Linked DNA regions of Homo sapiens: region 2 is linked to region 1. A link is a loop called in an ENCODE intact Hi-C map of the cell type or tissue named here. Cell type or tissue: ascending aorta. All regions are shown on one strand. Each heading gives the region's core, and the rest is flanking DNA. Links, peaks and the distances in the headings are about the cores only.

Evidence for each region. Peaks named below come from ENCODE experiments on the same cell type or tissue, not always from the same donor. Only the 100,000 strongest peaks of a DNase experiment are listed, where the experiment ranks them.
Region 2: it touches region 1 in a loop (2.5-fold over the local background); 7 of 110 quality-filtered maps call a loop at or near these places.

Annotation. Positions count from the first base shown.
Region 1 is chr10:14,602,128-14,607,777 of GRCh38, forward strand. All of the region lies in intron 2 of FAM107B (family with sequence similarity 107 member B), which reads right to left. Among named protein-coding and RNA genes, the nearest start is that of MIR1265, 170 kb to the left of the region's middle. RefSeq lists an enhancer at 1-12 and silencers at 1,682-1,901, 2,132-2,631. In ascending aorta, for the core only: no CTCF peak of the experiment used is centred there; a DNase peak (open chromatin) is centred at 2,354; H3K4me3 peaks cover 2,949 bases; H3K27ac peaks cover 1,240 bases.
Region 2 is chr10:14,733,932-14,739,581 of GRCh38, forward strand. The region is part of intron 1 of FAM107B (family with sequence similarity 107 member B); the gene reads right to left. Among named protein-coding and RNA genes, the nearest start is that of FAM107B, 38 kb to the right of the region's middle. RefSeq lists an enhancer at 3,881-4,402. In ascending aorta, for the core only: no CTCF peak of the experiment used is centred there; a DNase peak (open chromatin) is centred at 3,024; H3K27ac peaks cover 3,626 bases.

The DNA of each region.
Region 1 (5,650 bases), core at 377-5,376:
AATGCCGATCATCAGAGCAGACTGCATGCATGACTCATTCACTCACAGGCTACTACTGCACCGCAACACTCCCCTGAGCGTGTGTGCAGATTAAAGCGCCCCGAGTGTCAGGAACTGCAACAAAAATGCACCTGAGTGGACACAGCCACAACTTCCTTCTTGTAGATTCTTCTAACTTCAAAATGTATTGCATCATCCTAATGATCAACCTACTTCTAAACGGTTGTCTCAAAGACCTCTATTTTGCATATTAGAGAATTCAAAAGTCCAAAAATGTTACAAGAGGAAAATAAAAGTATGTAATGACAAAAGCGTCCAGTGGCCAAATCTGTGGCTAAAGAACGATTTTATTTTAAAAGAACATACACACTCAACACAACTCACGATTCTCAGGAAAACCCTTATTTTACTTTCTCAGTGCAAGGTCTTTAAGAAGCCAGCATGCACCCGGTTGTACAATCACTGCTATTCCTTGTTCCACAAACAAGAATTCCTTTCCATCACATATTTCTTATGAATCTCAGAACACAATGTTACCTTTAAAATATTTTTAAAGCTTAAAGATTTCATTTAAAGACAAAAGTCAATCCCAAATGACTCCTGAATTCAAAAATATAGTCCATGAAACTTTTTTGTCAGCCCATTCTTCCAAATAAAGTGGAAATTTACATTGTTTTTCCTGTTTCTTTCTTCTCCCTTCTGTACAGGTGGTTATATGCAAACCTATAAGAAAATATATTTCAAAACAACTTGTCCGTATTAATCTTGGATGTAAGTGGCATACCAATATTGTAGAATTATCATGATTAAATATATTTTAGGCTGATGTGGCTGGTCAGTAATGCTCTCATTTACCACCCCACCCTCTTTCCCACACACACACACACACACACACACACACACAAACACACTATGGCTGCCAAGTCATAAATTAAGCAAAGATGCCTTCATCCTTAGGGTGTGTTTGGGTGGTGAGCATATGAGTGGTTTTTTTCTATATATTTTCAATTTTTTAATTAATATATAAAATTTTCTCATGAAAAGTTTTAAACCGGAAACCAGCAGCGCTAAGAAATCTTCTCTGGACAGGTAGCCCAGACACTATTTCAACTTAAAGCCACTTGGATAGATAGAATTTCCAAAGTGATGTTAGGAAAACGTGGCTGGAGGAGAAAACCGATGTACTTGATAGCAAGAAATCGCAAGTTTAAGAATGTGAAGTCCAACAGCCCTCATTCCGTTTTTCTTTGACCCCTCAAAATCGCACCCATCCTATCAAGTAACTTTGCTCCGCTGTCATTGCCTAAAATCTTTGGGAGGGAGGAAGGAAGCAGGCTTGGTACCTTGCAGCAGAGAATGAAATCTACAGTTTACCCTCTCAACCTAATTCCTCTTGCAGATTTCACAAGTGGTGGACACCATCCCCTACATAACACTAACACTTGGCCATACCCATCAGTGCCACCTCCAAGGGACCTAAAGATGCCTGGGGGAAATTACGGAACCCAAATTGAATTAGGACTCCTTGTGTGTGTTACACCACCCCATATGCTGGGTTCACTGGAACAGGGGAGAAAGAGAAGAGGCAAAAGAGGAAAAGTTACTTGCAGACTGGAGTCAGTGTCACGGCCACCGTCGGCGCGGGGCAAACCTCCCCGGCCCCGGCTTTGTCTGCCTGGCGGGGGCTGGCGTCGGGGCGCGACCCGGTCCACGCCGGGCGCCGCGGGGCGAGGGGCGCCGAGGGCGGGCATACGGCGCACACGGCCAGGCAGTGCACACCGCGCCGGGTAGGGCTCCCCCGCGGCAGCGCCGAGAAGGCAACAATGAGCCGGGCGGCCGCTGGGCCCCTTCCCCGCAGCGGCCCCCGCCTCCGCGGCGCCCCCCGCACGGCCCCGCCGCGTGCCCGCCCTGAGCCCCGGCACCTCCCGGGCGCCGCGCGGGGTGACCCGTGGTCCCCGTACGCCCGCTGCCCTCCCGCGCACGGGGACCCCCCACCCGCCCGGCCGCCCGCCCGCCGAGAGGGTCCCCGGAGCCGGGGTCGGGCAGGGCCGCCGCCCGCCTCCCCGCGCCCCTCGTCTTTGTGTGGAAAGTAAGTGCGGGAGGCGAACCTACCTCGGCGCGCGCACAAAGGCGCGCGGCTCCCTCCCAGCTCGCTCCCGGCGCCCGCGGCGGCGCCCAGCGGCCCGACTGCTCGGCGGCGGCCCGAGGCGGCGCGAGGGCGGCTCCGGGGGCGGCGGCCCGGCCCGCAAGCCAGTCCGGCGCAGGGCGGCTCTCGCTCCCCGCGGCCCCGCGCGTCCGAATTAAGCGGCGGGGCGGGGAGGGGCGGGGCGGCAAGGCCACGCCCCCAACGCGCCCCGCCCTGGCAGCCCCGCCCCCGCCTTCCTTCCACGGCTCGCGCGCGTCGGGCGGAGATCCAGAAAGGCCGGGCATCCGCGCCGGGAGGGGCACCAGCCGGGGCTGCAGCGCTCGGCCTCCGGGACTCGGTGGGAGCGAGGGCTGGAGGGAAAGCGCGGCGGCCCCGGATGACCGGGAAAGTGGGAAGGCGGCCGCGTGGGTCACAGCCACAAAGCTCCGGGGCGCTCACTCTCCTTTTTTCTCACTCCCTCGTTCCCTCGCTCTCTCCCTCTACCTCTCTGTCTCTCTCACACACACATTCTCTCTTCTTTTATCTCTTTCTCTCTCCCTTAATCTCTTTCTCTCTCATTGTCTCTCTTTCTCTCATTCTCTCCCTCATTCTCATTCTCTTTCATTCTTTCTCTCTCCTCTGTCTCATTCTTTCATTCTCTTTCTCTCTCTGTGCTCACCCCCATCTCTCTCTCTTATTCTGTCTCACACACAAAGTACCCAAGAGCGTCTCGCTCCTGGGTGTCCGGGCTCCGTCTCCCCGGCAAGTCTGCGATGCTAAGAGGCCGTCCCCATAGAAATCCTGCCAGTTCCTCTTGGAAGAAAACGCAGACAGAATCAGGGAGGAAAAGGAGACATTTGTTGTAATTGTACAAATTTACGGTCAAGCCAGGACCCAAAACCCGGTGACCTGGAGATTCACCCATTTTCCTCCCCTCCCTTCATCAAAGGGTAATTGGAAATTTAAATATGCAAGAAAGAAAGGGTTTATTCCGCCTCTTTGCTCTCTGATCTCCTTTTCTTCAGCTCTCTTACAAGTGCTTTTCTGGCCAACCCTAAGGCTCTGAGATTACAATCTACTTGAATCACAGCAGGTACAAAATCAGGGACTGAAACAGTTATCGGTTTCAGCGTAGCAAAAAGGACAACAGGTTCGTGGATTTTAGATCAAAAGCTTTTTAACTGTCTTGGCAACAGATGACTAAGGGCTTATTTATGGGGAAATTTTTCTGACTAAGACAGTTTGGGTCATAGTCATACTGAAAAGTCACATCAGTTACGGATTTTGGTAAACAAATTACTTATTCCAAAGATACCTATCACACACCATGCTCTAAGCCACAGCCTGCCAGCCAAGTAAGGGTCTGGCCATCCCTGGGTCCCTGGAACCCACTGAGGGGTGGAATCCCTGCCAGAGAACTTAAAGAAACTCCTTCCCAGCTGAGGAAGCTGAATTCCATGAACTTTATACATGGTGTTTCCTATGATTCTTCCTTCTCTCTCGTCCTTGAGTTGTGTTTCTGTTCTTAACAATGGCTCCACCAGTCACCAAACCAAAACCTAGGATCCAGCCTAAACTCTCTCCCTCCCCACATTGGCATCAACTCCAAGGTTTGTGCAGTGTGCACAATTCCTGGCTATCTCCCTCCCCCTCTGCTGGCACCGCCACTGTTGCCTTTGGGCTCAGTCACAATATGGTGGCAGGGGTTTCCTAACTGGCCCCAGCCTCTGGTCTAACACATGCTTTTCCTCTCAACTTTCTGGGGTGCAAGTGAACTTTCCAGGTGCAAGATGCTCAGTTTCCTCCTCTGCTTGAAACACTTTAGTGGATGCCTGCTTCCTGCTACATGATCAAGTCGAAGCTCCCCAGCAAACATCCAAGGCTCCACTCAGCCAGAGTGCCGTATTTGCTAAGTGGCCCTGCTCTGTGATGAAGACTGGATGAAATAATGAATATATGGCCTTGTCATGCTCTTCCACGGGCTTCCCCTCTGCCTAGCAGACCTTCACCAATCCCCAAGAGCTCCTCTCCTCTCTGAGAATCAGTCTTCTCTGGAAACCCTTTCCTGACCTGCTCACACTAAATGGATCTTTTCTGCCCCTCCCATACCCGACATGGTATTGGCGTTATTGCACTGTATCGTAAATATGTGCCTCTGTGAGCCCAGAGTTGATGCTTGACATATATACATATCTTTATACCCTCTTGCCTAATGTAATATCTGGCATATGGGAAGTGTTATGGACTAAACTGTGTACCACATACCCCTATAATTCATATGTTGAAGCCCTAACCTCCAATGTGACTGTATTTGGAGACAGGACCTATAGGGAGGTAATTAAGGTTAAACAAGGTCATAAGGGTGGGACCCTAAGCTCATAGGTCTGGTGGCCTTATATAAGGAGGCAGAGACACCAGATCCCTCCTTCCTTCTCTCTTCCTCTCTCCCTCCCTCCTTCCCCTCTGTCCCTTTCCCCACTCTCTCTTTCTCTGCCCAAACACAGAGAAGAGGCCACATGAAGACACAATGAAAAGGCCGCCAACTGCAAGCCAGAAAGAGAGGCCTCACCAGAAACCAACCCTACTGCCATCTTGATCTTGGACTTCCAGCCTTCAGAACTGTGGGAAAATGAAATGTCTTGTTTAAGCCACTCAGTCTAGGGTATTCTGTTACAGCAGCCCCATCAGATGAATAGAAAAAGCATGCACTGGATTCGAGATTCTAACCAAAGATGCATTGGATTCAAGATTCTAAATCCCATCCCAGCAGTGAGCCTGACTTCTCCATACAAAGTAGCCTGGACAAACATCTGTGATGCAAGGCCACAGGCAGAGTGTGTGAATGTGATAAGTGACCACGGTCTTTTCCCTGCCCCGTGAGAGAAATAGAAACAAAGGCTCGTTCCATACTCTGGGGTATAAATGCCTACAGGCTCAAAGTCACGATGCTACCTTTTGCACCAGGTACCATAATTTCTTTTAAACCAAAAACAAATAAGAGCAAATATTTACTTTGAATTTATTAATTCAAATAAAAGACAGGAGGCCAGTATCAATATATTAAATCTGCTCTTTTAGGCTGAATATCTCACATCCCTAGGGAATCTTAGTGGGATTTTAATTCAGGTAAGATCAAGTATCCAATTTGGTTTGGGACCCCTGGAGCCACTGTGGGGGGATCCCAGGAAATAAAAACTCAAAGGTTATGAGCTATGGTGATATTTCCATTTGTATCCATACCATCCACCACAGTGTCTGCAACATATCACTCTGTGGGTGATAGATGCTTGTTGAATGAATAAGCCTCGTACTTCCCAGGGTTATAACAGGCAACACCAGACCCTCAGCCCGAGTCTGATATACTGTAGATTTCACATTCTGAATGTAGACAGGACTCTGGAAAAAGTCAAGGGAACTAGTGGCCTAAATAGCCTGCTGGGCTGTATTTAAGATTTTGTTCTGGGGCTGACACAGTTTATCAGGTGGCTTAGAGGGTCTTTACTGATTTGCTTTCAATACAAATAC
Region 2 (5,650 bases), core at 203-5,202, 130 kb after region 1:
TTTCTGGGCACCTGGTATTTAGAGAGGACTTTGAGAGGAGAACAGGTACCGAAGCAACGTGTTCAACTCTTGAGCCACTGAATTAATACATGGGCTGCCAAACACACCTACATAAACTTGGGACTAGATTTGTTCAAGCTTGCACATTTGGACTTCCTTTAAAAAAAAATATATACAACTTCTTGTTCTGAAAACAATGCCAATCAATTTGTAATGAGATTACAATGTTACGATAACAAGGGTAATAAATGTCCTGCCACACATTGAATCAAAGATCCATTGCATCATGGCTTAATAAGCCACTGGGGGAAAATTGCCTGGTTTCCATGATAATGAGTGGTGCTCTCATCCACACCAGAACTGTCCCGCACCAACTGCAGCCCAATTATATTGCCCTTACATTGGCCCATCCTGACCTATAGGGAGTTGGAAGCATTTACTAAATCAAGCTTGTCCAACCTGCAGCCCACAGACCACATGTGGTCCAGGGCGGCTTTGAAGGTGGCACAACACAAATTCATAAACTTTCCTAAACATAATGAAATCTTTTTGTGAGGTTTTTTTTTTTTTTTTAGCTCATCAGCTATCGTTAGTGTTAGTGTATTTTATGTGTGGCCCAAGATAATTCCTTTTCTTCTAATGTGGCCCGGGGAAGCCAAAAGATTGGACACCTTTGAATTGTACCAGTGATTACTAAGAATGAGCAGGACCTGTGCTCCAGAACTTAGGGCACACCTCCATTGCTCAAGCGGAGTGACAATTTGGGTCTATAAATGTTCCACTGATCCTGGCATTACTTTACAGCTTTGTGCTTTTATTTATTTATTTATTGAGATGGAGTCTTGCTCAGTCACCCAGGCTGGAGTGCAGTGGCGCGATCTTGGCTCACTGAGCTTTGTGCTTTTAAATAGTTCATTTGTCAAGTACCTTGGTAGTGAAATGCAGTGGACACAGTTGTATAAATCCCCTGAAGAAAACAAATTGATATACGCAATCTCCTCCCCTGGCACATAGAGGCCCATCTGTTCCAGCCGAATCTGCCAAGTCAGCAGAGTGAGTCTCGAGCCAGCCTGCATCAGCTGCCACACTTGCAGGTGTCCAGCAAGATGTCATCCACCTGCTGTCTCCAGGCTTCTCTTGCAAAACTAGGTCATAATTCGGTGTCCATTCTGAGGTCCTGTCCATTCCAGCGGATAAAATAAGCAGAATTTATTCCTCAAGAGCCAACGGCCTTTTGTGATAGGATAGATCAAGCATGTCCAACCCATGGCCTATAGGCCACATGGGGCCTGGGACAGCTTTCAAGGCAGCCCAACACAAATTCATAAACTTTCTTAAAACATTATGAGATTTTTTGCAATTTTTTTTTTTAGCCCATCAGCTATCATTCATGTTAGTGAATCTTATGTGTGGCCCAAGACAATTCTTCTCTCAATGTGGCCCCAGGAAGCCAAAAGATTGGACACCTGTGGTAGATACTCATCTGTTGGAGCTATTTTGGGGTGGGCCTTTGCTGAAAGTCAATTGGTGGCCTCCAAGATGATTCCTCAGGATGTCTGTCTGCCCAGTAGAGGAGACGGCACTTCGGTTTCAGGTCCATTTTGGTGAAATGCATCATTAACAGATAAGCAAGAACATTTAGGACAAAAGATAGCGTGCTTTAGAATGACTCTAGGAAAAATTCTCCAATTGCAAGGGGATAAAGCATTGGCCTGCACTGTTCAGGAAGAATGGGAAAACTCCTTTTCATAGAATTTAAAGCAGAAGAGTAGCTGGAGTTCTGCCAGTCCTCTCTGAGCCAGGGCATACACTGGAAAGCCTTTCATAGTCAACTCCCAGGGATCTGCGATTGTCCAGCTTTACTGAGTGGGGTCTACACTCCGTCTCTAGGAAATGTAGCCATGGTCACACCTAAGATTTGGGGTTAGCATGACTACATTTCCTAGTGACATTACTATATCTCTACAGTACTAAAATGTCCCAAAGGGCTATTATGTATCTATTATGTTTTATTATTACAAGAAACCTAAGAGGAAGGTAGGGAATGATTATAGGTTAAATGCAATAAAATATCATGAGAGATTTTATGTATGGTGCCTGGGAAAAGGGAAAAGGGAAAAGAAGAGGGGGAGCGAGCAGATAACAAAGATGGAAGTCCTAAAAGATGGCAGTCCCCCTGTGTGGCAAAGTCTCTAAAACAGCATGTACCTCCAGAATATATTATGGTAGCCAGCCTTAAACTGGACAAGCTGAAAGGGAACTGAGAGATCTCCAGTTTGTTCTCTAGTTTTCAAGACACAAGTCCATAGACAGGAAGTCATTAGGTCAAAGTCACAAGTCAGGAGACAGGCAGAGCTGAAGAAAAACACAGGTAGAATCCAAAATTCATATTCTACTGGGTTGCTTATGAAAGTTAAAAGACACAATATGTTAACATCAACTTGTCAGCCTATTTATAGCAGACCTCTGGTGATTTGAGTAGTTCGCCTCAATCTAAGGGACAAGCCAAACTGTTTGGGATGGCTTTCTTATAGACTCATAATTAAGACTCTATCCTTAGTGTACTCTTCAGCCTATTGCACTAAAGTGAATACTACTTTATGTAAGAACAGTAAGTCCATTACCAAAAAATAAAAACAAGAAAAACACATTATCACTCAATCTCCTTCATTGGTCCTATAAATCAATGCTATTTTCTGAGTCCAAGATCCATGAAAAACCTTCACTAAGTATAAACATCATAAATCATTAACTGATCATTTCCAAAAAGTGACTTTAACTCTGGCCAGGGGTAAATATTCCTGGGATTTATGTCCAATCACAAGCAAGCAGTATTATTTCAGCACATTCGACAGTAGAATTTTGAAAGGGTCATCTAAAAATAGATTCTCAATGACTGCAATGTGAAATCATGCAAACAGAACAGCAGTTGAATGTTGTGGTTTAGAGCTGCAGAGAGACCCACTGAAGCCTTGATAATGTTGTCCCCCAGCACTCAGATAGGAAGCCGACACCAGGCGGCCTTGTTGGCAGTCTGGGGAAAGGCCACACAGCAGACCTCACTGCCTGAGGAAGGCGGGGAGTATGAAGGCTTGAGAGCCCAGAGACAGACAAGGAAAAGGGAAGGAGAAATGAAGGAAGCAAAAACAAGGGAGCTAAGAGGATTTCTCGGAGCACCACCAAGCCAGAGATCTTGTCAGCGCTCTGAGAAAAAGCAGAGAGATTCCATTCATCTCTGCCTTACAGTGGGCTCTTTTGTTAGGCTTGTAGGGCTTCTCTTTTATTCATATATTACAGAGGGGGAGTTGGGATGATATGGGGAGAAAAAGGAGGTGAGAGAGAAAGAGAGGAGTGGAGAGGGGAGAAGAAGGGAAAAAAGCATTTCCTCTCCATAGAAAAAACATTTTAGGCCAGGTGCAGTGACTCATGGGAGCACTTCAGAACGTCGAGGTGGGCGGATTGCCTGAGCTCAGGAGTTGGGGACCAGCCTGGGCAACACAGTGAGACCCCGTCTCTACTAAAAATACAAAAAATGAGCCGGGCGTGGTGACAGGCACCTGTAACCCTGGCTACTTGGGAGGCTGAGGCAGAAGAATTGCTTGAACCTGGGAGAAGGAGGTTGCAGTGAGCTGGGATCATGCCACCACACTCCAGCCTGGGTGACAGAGAGAGACTCGGCCTCCAAAACAAACAAACAAACAAACAAACAAAAAAGCAAGCATTTTATTTTCACAGGGAAATGACCTAAGAAAAACTTACCTTCCCCAATCGAGAGGTTTCCCTGAAAACGTTTCCCAGGCTTCCCTGGCCCATGCAGTGCTGTGCGTGCACGCTTTCTCTCTCTCTCTCTCTCTCTCTCTCTCTCTCTCCTTCGTTGGCTAAACTTGTACCAGCCACAAGCACTGTGCCTCAGTTCATTTATTTTTTTTTCCATCTGCAAATGCAGTTCATCCCCCTGACTGGTGACGATGTTATACAATGTGCTGAAAATCTTGGAACAACATGTATTCATGGATAAAAACTCGGTCTCTAGGCGTTTCATTCCCCCGACACAGCAGCCGCTAATGCCACCACTCTAGAGTGTTTCCCATGTGCCAGCACTGTGAGGACCAATTTACACACACGGTCTCATTGGAATTTACTATATTTACACGTACAAATGTACAGCAGCCAGGGAGGAAGATTTCCCCATTCTGCAGCAAAGGAAGCTTAAATTCCAAAAAGCTAAGTGACTTGCCCAACATCCCAAAGGTAATAAATGACTGGATTGGAATCCAAATCCGCATGTGACACCAGGGTGCAGGTTATCTTAGTCTTAAATGAGATAAGATGAAGCTCTCAGAATAGCAAATCTGTTACGAGTGGGAGTTAGGGAAAAGATAAGGCGTAGTTCAGAGAAAACGAGGCACTATCTAGGTCACCACTGAGCTCACCCACTTATCTAGAGAATCAGTTATTGACTAGAAAGTGGTGTAACTGATAGTTGTCTTGAGTTGCAGGCCAGGCTTCCTCCTGACCACAGTCTAGGCCCTGAACCTCCTTAGGGCTCTTTAAATCTTAGCTCTAAAATGAGATGGTCTCTCAGGACCCTTTCAACTCCAAAAGATTCCCTTAGGATTCCCAGCAGTAACCTATTTCTGGGTATCCTGAAGCGTGTCACACGCCACCTAAAAAAGGAGGTTAGAGGAGTGAATGCAAAATGAGGTCAACAGCACCTGCGGGACTACCTGTAGGCCTCGGGAAGGTAAGGAATCCAGACATTACCCCTGACACATGGATTGGGCCCTGGCCTCAGGAAGGTAAGGAATTCGGACATTACCCCAACACATGGATCGGGCCCATTGGGTTAGTGTGCTAAGTTTCCATTGATTATATTGTAACACTAGTTGCCGTCTGTTCTGGACATTGTTGCTGTGTAACAAGCAACCCCCAAACCAGCAGTTTAAGGCAATGAATTTATTTTGCTCACAACTTTGTGGGTCAGGAATTTGGAAAGGACTCAGCTGGGCTGTCTGACTCTCATGCATGTGCATCAGCTGGGGTGACTTGGGTTGAAGGGGACCCTTTCACCATGGCTTCCTCCTCCACATACCTGGAGCCTTATGGTTTACACTTTTCCCAGCTTGGTGGTCTCAGGATATTCATACTTCTAACATGGCAAGTGGCTTCTAAAAGGTGAAGGTAAAAGCTGCCGGTCCTCTAAAGGGTAGGTCCAGAAGTAGAACAACGTTCATCATACACATCCCATTACGTAAAGTGATCACAGGGTGGCCCAGATTCAAAAGGAGGAGAAGCAGCCTCCATCGCTCCATGACGGGAGTGCTAATCTGCCACGGTGTCCCACCTTGGGATCTGACCAGGAAGGCCCCAGCCAACTGCTGGATTTGGAGAAATTGGAATGATCCAGAAATGGGAAATTGGACTGATACATAGAACTATACCCACTCAATGAGTAGGGCAGGCGCTGGGGACAGACTCCACAGTTGTAGGTGGAGGACAAGGTATTTTTACCTGCCAGGCATCCATGATCCATCCAGCTTTCTTCTGATAACAGCACGTTGGGGAAACTTACTGCCTCAGCTCTCCATCCATGGGATTTGGGTAGAGGACCAATTTTACTCCTGGAATGTGTGACTTGGGCCTGACCAAT